2 separate regions of the Homo sapiens genome follow, and region 2 is linked to region 1. Evidence: chromatin contacts called from ENCODE Hi-C or POLR2A ChIA-PET data. All regions are on one chromosome and are shown on one strand. Each heading gives the region's core, a stretch centred on a gene start or an enhancer-like site at or near the end of the contact. The rest is flanking DNA. Distances are from core to core; before and after follow the strand shown. Region 1 overlaps LPP (LIM domain containing preferred translocation partner in lipoma). Region 2 has its middle 30 kb from the start of TPRG1-AS1.

What was found. A loop is a pair of places that touch in the nucleus more often than their neighbours do. ChIA-PET counts read pairs that join two places held with the same protein, here RNA polymerase II (POLR2A). Pooled maps may share reads with other maps.
Region 2: a loop to region 1 is called in a pooled map, with 9 times the contacts of the local background. The contact joins two enhancer-like sites. A Hi-C loop is called at or near these places in 1 of 168 maps with a recorded cell type or tissue (naive thymus-derived CD4-positive, alpha-beta T cell) and 9 of 50 pooled maps. POLR2A ChIA-PET finds 5 or more read pairs at or near these places in 1 of 52 experiments (activated CD4-positive, alpha-beta T cell).

What each region holds. Positions count from the first base shown.
Region 1 is chr3:188,282,057-188,284,756 of GRCh38, reverse strand. All of the region lies in intron 2 of LPP (LIM domain containing preferred translocation partner in lipoma), which reads right to left. Among named protein-coding and RNA genes, the nearest start is that of FLJ42393, 100 kb to the right of the region's middle. Within about 2 kb of position 1,301, at least 7 of the 41 ENCODE cell types and tissues checked have a DNase peak (open chromatin) inside an H3K27ac peak, as active enhancers do.
Region 2 is chr3:188,915,901-188,918,600 of GRCh38, reverse strand. No RefSeq gene overlaps it. Among named protein-coding and RNA genes, the nearest start is that of TPRG1-AS1, 30 kb to the left of the region's middle. Within about 2 kb of position 1,445, at least 5 of the 41 ENCODE cell types and tissues checked have a DNase peak (open chromatin) inside an H3K27ac peak, as active enhancers do.

The sequences.
Region 1 (2,700 bases), core at 52-2,551:
AGTCATTACTAAACTTAGCACCGTAATCAAATGAAAGCTGTTTCCCAGCTGTATGGCCTTGGGTAAGTCCCTGATCTCCTTGGTTCTGTTACCAATACACACTCATGCACACATGCACGTATGTGGGTACACATACACACATACACACACATCCCAGACCATCCCTTCATTTCACCTAGCAGGATGGTAGCTACAGAAAGCCTCTGTCTTTCTTATCCTGCAAAACACCACAGCTACCTCCTAGGCATTCAGAAAGTGTCTCCAGACCCAGCATCTGAAGCTCTGACTTGAATCCTCCACCTCCCCCTTGGGCCTCCTGGGTCCCATCCCATTTCTCCTGCCCATCCTTCCCGTAAGCCCCTCTTCTCCAACCCACTTGCCGTTGTCCTACATTAGGCCTGTGCACCTCCACCTTGAATAAACACTAACTTGTCTCTCATTCTCAACCTTCCCTTCTAACTCCATCTTTCTCTGAGTAAATACTTCCAGCTCTGTAAGAGCTCCTCCTGGCCAGACACAGTGGCTCACACCTATAATCTCAACAACTTTGGGAGGCCGAGGCAGGCGGATCACCTGAGGTCAGGTGATTTGCCCACCTTGGCCTCTCAAAGTGCTGGGATTACAGGCGTGAGCCACTGCGTCCGGCCGAGATGCTGATTTTAGAAGGATATAAACCATATTGTGCCTAGAGAAGTGCAACCAGTTTGGTGGAGGATGTTTCCAGAGCTTTCATAGGAGGAGCTCTTTTTGTTTTATTAATTTATTTTTATTATTTTTTTTGAGATGGAGTCTCGCTCTGTCACCCAGGCTGGAGTGCCGTGGCGCAATCTCGGCTCACTGCAACCTCCACCTCCTGGGTTCAAGCGATTCTCCTGCCTCAGCCTCCTGAGTAGCTGGGATTACAGGCATGTACCACCACGCCTGGCTAATTTTTGTATTTTAGTAGAGATGGGCTTTCACCGTGTTGGTCAGGCTAGTCTCGAACTCCTGACAACCCTTCCTAATAATGATTAGTGTCTCCATTTTATAGATCTGAAAACTAAGGCCCCATGTCAAACATGTCTCTTGCAGACTTAGCACTGGAACCCAAGTGTCCTGGGCTGGCTCTTTTTCTCTTTCCTTAGTATCACGCATCCTCTTTCTACCTAATATATAGCATACTTATCTGAATGAGCCACTAGAAGCAGTAGTCAGCAGTACATGCAGAATCTGAACTGCAAGTCAGAAAAAGGTGTTTCGCAAGTAGCAATTCTAGTTAAGATCTCAACAGTGCTGTTGGGAGGCGGATTTATCAAGCACATCATGTGAGCAGTCTGACCCTGGACTGTTCCCAAAGGTCAGAGCCATAAAACGCAGCCAGAATTTCATTCAATTTCACAAATGCAGCAACTTGGCATGTCTGCTTTCCTTGTAACAGGGGCAACTGCAAAGTCTTCTTCAAGAAGATTAATAATCAAAGTCAAAAATTCAGAGGTCATCATGTAAACCACTTTCTCCTTTTTAAAAGCTAAGCTTTTCCAATATGAGGAGGGTTGACACTCTAAGAAGTTGAGAGCTAAAGAAGAGATGGCACATTCTGACCTAACTTCACTAGGAATGCCACCAGCATCTTAAGCAAACACCACCTCTCCTTGTGCCTCTAGAGAGACAGGATTAAGAAGGAGCCTGGGGAAAAGCTGATAGCTGCTCATAAAAGCCATGCTCCAAAACCAAGTTCCCAGGGGCCCTTCTAGTTCCCTGGGTTAACTGCATTTGACCTTCCAACCCCTCAGGCCTCCTCAGTAATTCAATTTAACAGTTACAGAGTGCCTATAAATGCCAGCTACTGAGCTAGCCTCCAAAGGATCAGAGATGTCTGCCCTCTGATCAGAACTCAGAAACAGATACCACCCATTGAATACAAGGTGGTGTATGAAAGTATCTCTGAAAGTACAAACTGTGTGATGGGAAATGGAGGAGGAGAGAGACTGACACCAAATGTGAAGTCAGATGTTTCTGAGAAGGTGGAATTTGAGCTAAGCATGAAGGATGCTGCCTGGCAGAGGTAGCCAGCAGGGTGGCACTGCACCTGGGATGAAGAATATGAACATGGGGTGGAGAGGCAGGGGCCAAAAGGAAGGCAGAAAGGTTGCCTGAAATCATGAGTGTAGGGTCCTAAGCAGGGATGTCACTTATGCCAGGAGCATTGGGAGGCCAAGAAAACACACAGCAAGTCTCAAGACAGAGGCTCTGAGCTCACTGCTCTTAGGAGCACCCCACCAAAATAAAGACTCCCTCTCCAGTAGCCCAAGGAGATGAACATGTGTACACAAGCCAACCTCCTGTCACCCTGCATTCCAGACAAGGAACTACACAACACATGCATCCCTCCTGCGCTACCATGGCCTCCTGAAGCTGGACAATGTTATCACAACCTCCAGTATTAAATACAAAGCAACAGTGGACCCAGAAAGTATATCAGCAGGAACCTGACAATTCAGAGCTGAGACTAGGTGTCCAAGACCTGATGTTTCAAGGACCCACAATATTATGTAAACGCCTGGCCACTGAGCCCCATATTAAGCTAAAGACAAGAGACTAAAAATATAATAAAGAAAGTATGAAAGGTAGGAAAGTATTGCAAGGGAGGGAGGGAGGGAAGGAGAGAGAAAAGGAGACGAACGGTAAGAAAACAGAATATAAGGGAAGGGAAAAGAGAGG
Region 2 (2,700 bases), core at 196-2,695, 630 kb before region 1:
TTTCTCTTCTGAAGATGGATAATCTTACAAGCTTCTGAATAAGAACAAGTTTCCTTTCATCCATTTACTTTATTTTTTATTTATTTACTTTTTTATGCTGGCTGCAAATATTTTCTCTGCCAGGAGAAATAGGTAGAATTATTCGAGAGAAAGCTGCTCCTTTGTTTGAAAAACACATTTATCAGCATTTTGGTTATTATGCAAGGGCTGGGTCCAGGATCATACTGGAAGAGTGAGCTAAATCAATGAAGAGATGCATTCCTTTGCGTAATAACACACAGTGCTCTCTTCCTTAGGCAGAGATTTCTAGAATATGTGCATATGAAGAGACTCCTACTTCCCCTTGAAGGTTGAAAGGATAAGTGCTTTGGTGATAAGATTAGATAAGGAACTCTGTTTAGAAAGAGTAGACTATGGGAAAGAGGCCAAAGGCAAGGGAATCTCTTGAATATTAGATGGCCACAGACTACATCACTATGGCTGATTTGCAGTTTTAAGATGTTTCCTATTCTGTGTCCCTTCCATCAACCAAATCTTAAATAAAAACTGCTACACAACAGCTTTGTGTCACTGAAGCAAGAGAGAGTGAACAGGTCAGAGGTGGAGTGCTGATTCCATGATCCTAATAAAAAGGTGTGAAAAGATGACATTTGTTAGAACAGTTGACAAGGAAGCCAATGGTGACTGGTGAGAAGCTGAAGAAGGAGCTTGGAGAGTGAAATGTCAATTGGCAAGAAGAGGTAATCTTTCCCTAAAATCCTCCAAAGTATTGGATTTCTTGTGGTATGAAGGGCTAGAGGCTTGATATTTAATTTGTATGTAAAGGTGAAAGTGACAATTTAGAAGACTGAGGACACAGGGCTGAGGACACAAGTAAAGATTGTCTGGCTCAGTTTCAGTCCTGGTTAAAGTTCACAGCACCTGAAAGGTATTAAGTGCAGGAGGCTTTCCAGGCTCCTTTGTTCTGGGAAGCAGCAGAAAATGATGGAAGGTACCTGGGCTTTCCAGGGCTGGTCCTAAATTCCTGACCTGTCACCTCTAAGCTGGGTGGCCTTGCTGAATTCCACCTGTCTGAGCCTTAGTTGGCTAATGAACATTGAGTAATTCCAAACCCATAGGATACTAATAGGATGATGGGAGGTAACGGTTTAAACTGTCTAGCATACTGTAGGGAGTAAATGAAAGATTCAGTTTCTTCTCTAAGAGGAAATGTTCACATTGTTCAAATCAAAGAAGAGTTGTCATGGGGGAAGTGGGCAGATTTGTTGAACTGACTTCTGTGTGGTGTCAGAGGATGTAACTAGAATTAGTGGGTGGAAATCACAAGTCAATTATAGCTCAGCCAAAAAAAAAATACAGAGCTGTTCAATTGTAGAGCTCAACAGGATGTAAGTTTCCTGTCACTGGAGATAATCAAGCAATGGCTCAGCACCTATTTGGAGGAGATGCTTTAGAGGGGATTTCAACTATCAGTAAAAGTTGAACAGTTTCAACTCTTCAGTCATTTCCAAAGCTGAAATTCCACAATTCTGAGTGTGGTCACTTCCCTTTTGTGGCATGAGTGAAAGACCAACAGTTACTAGTCCTTTTGCAAAGGCTTGTCTCTGCCCAAGGAGAGTGAGCCCAGATGTACTAACTTTTAAAATCCTGACCTTCCTCCTTCAGCATTACTGCTATATATTGCATTAACAGAAATAGCATTGCAATCTCTCCCTAGGCCATGTGTTCTGGGAGATTGTTAGAAAGATTCCCGGCGAAGTTTAGATTGAAGACAAAGATGGGGCCTCATGGACCCCTGCATCTTTTCATGCAAAATAAAATTTGAAAGATCCCTATGATTATTTGCAATGGGGTACTGGCTTTGCCAGTGTTGCTTGTTTGCTTTTCGTTTTTGTTTTGTTTTGAGACAAGGTCTTGCTCTGTTGCCCAGGCTGTAGTGCAGAGGTACGATCACAGCTCACTACAGCCTCGATCCCCCGCAACGTCCCCCCACTGCCTGCTCCCCAGGCTCAAGTGATCTTCCTGCCTCAGCCTCTCTAGTAGCTTGGACTACAGGTGTGCACCACCACATCTGGCTAATTTTTTAATTTTGTTCTGTAGAGATGAGGTCTCACTGTGTTGGCCAGCTGGTCTCAAACTCCTAGGCTCAAGTGACCCTTCCATCTCAGCCTTTCAAAATGTTAAGATTAAACAACTGCATAAGAAAGTTGACAAAGAACACAAACAGACACTTTTCAAAAGAAGACATACATGTGGCCAGCAGTAATTTAAAGAAAAGCTCAATATCACTGATCATCAGAGAAATGCAAATCCAAATCATAGTGAGATACCATCTCACACCAGTCAGAATGGCTATTATTAAAAAGTGAAAAAAACAGATGTCAGCAAGGTTGTGGAGAAAAAGGAACACTTATACACTGCTGGTGGGAGTGTAAATTAGTTTAGCCATTGTGGAAGGCAATATAGCTATTCCTCAAATACCTAAAGACAGAAATACCATTTGACCCAGCAATCCCATCACTGGGTATATACCCAAAGGAATATAAATTATTTTATTATAAGGACACATGCATGCATATATTCATTGCAGCACTGTTAACAATAGCAAGGACATGGAATCAACCTAAATGCCCATCAATGATAGACTGGATAAAGAAAACCTGGTACATATACTTCATGGAATATTATGCAGCCATGAAA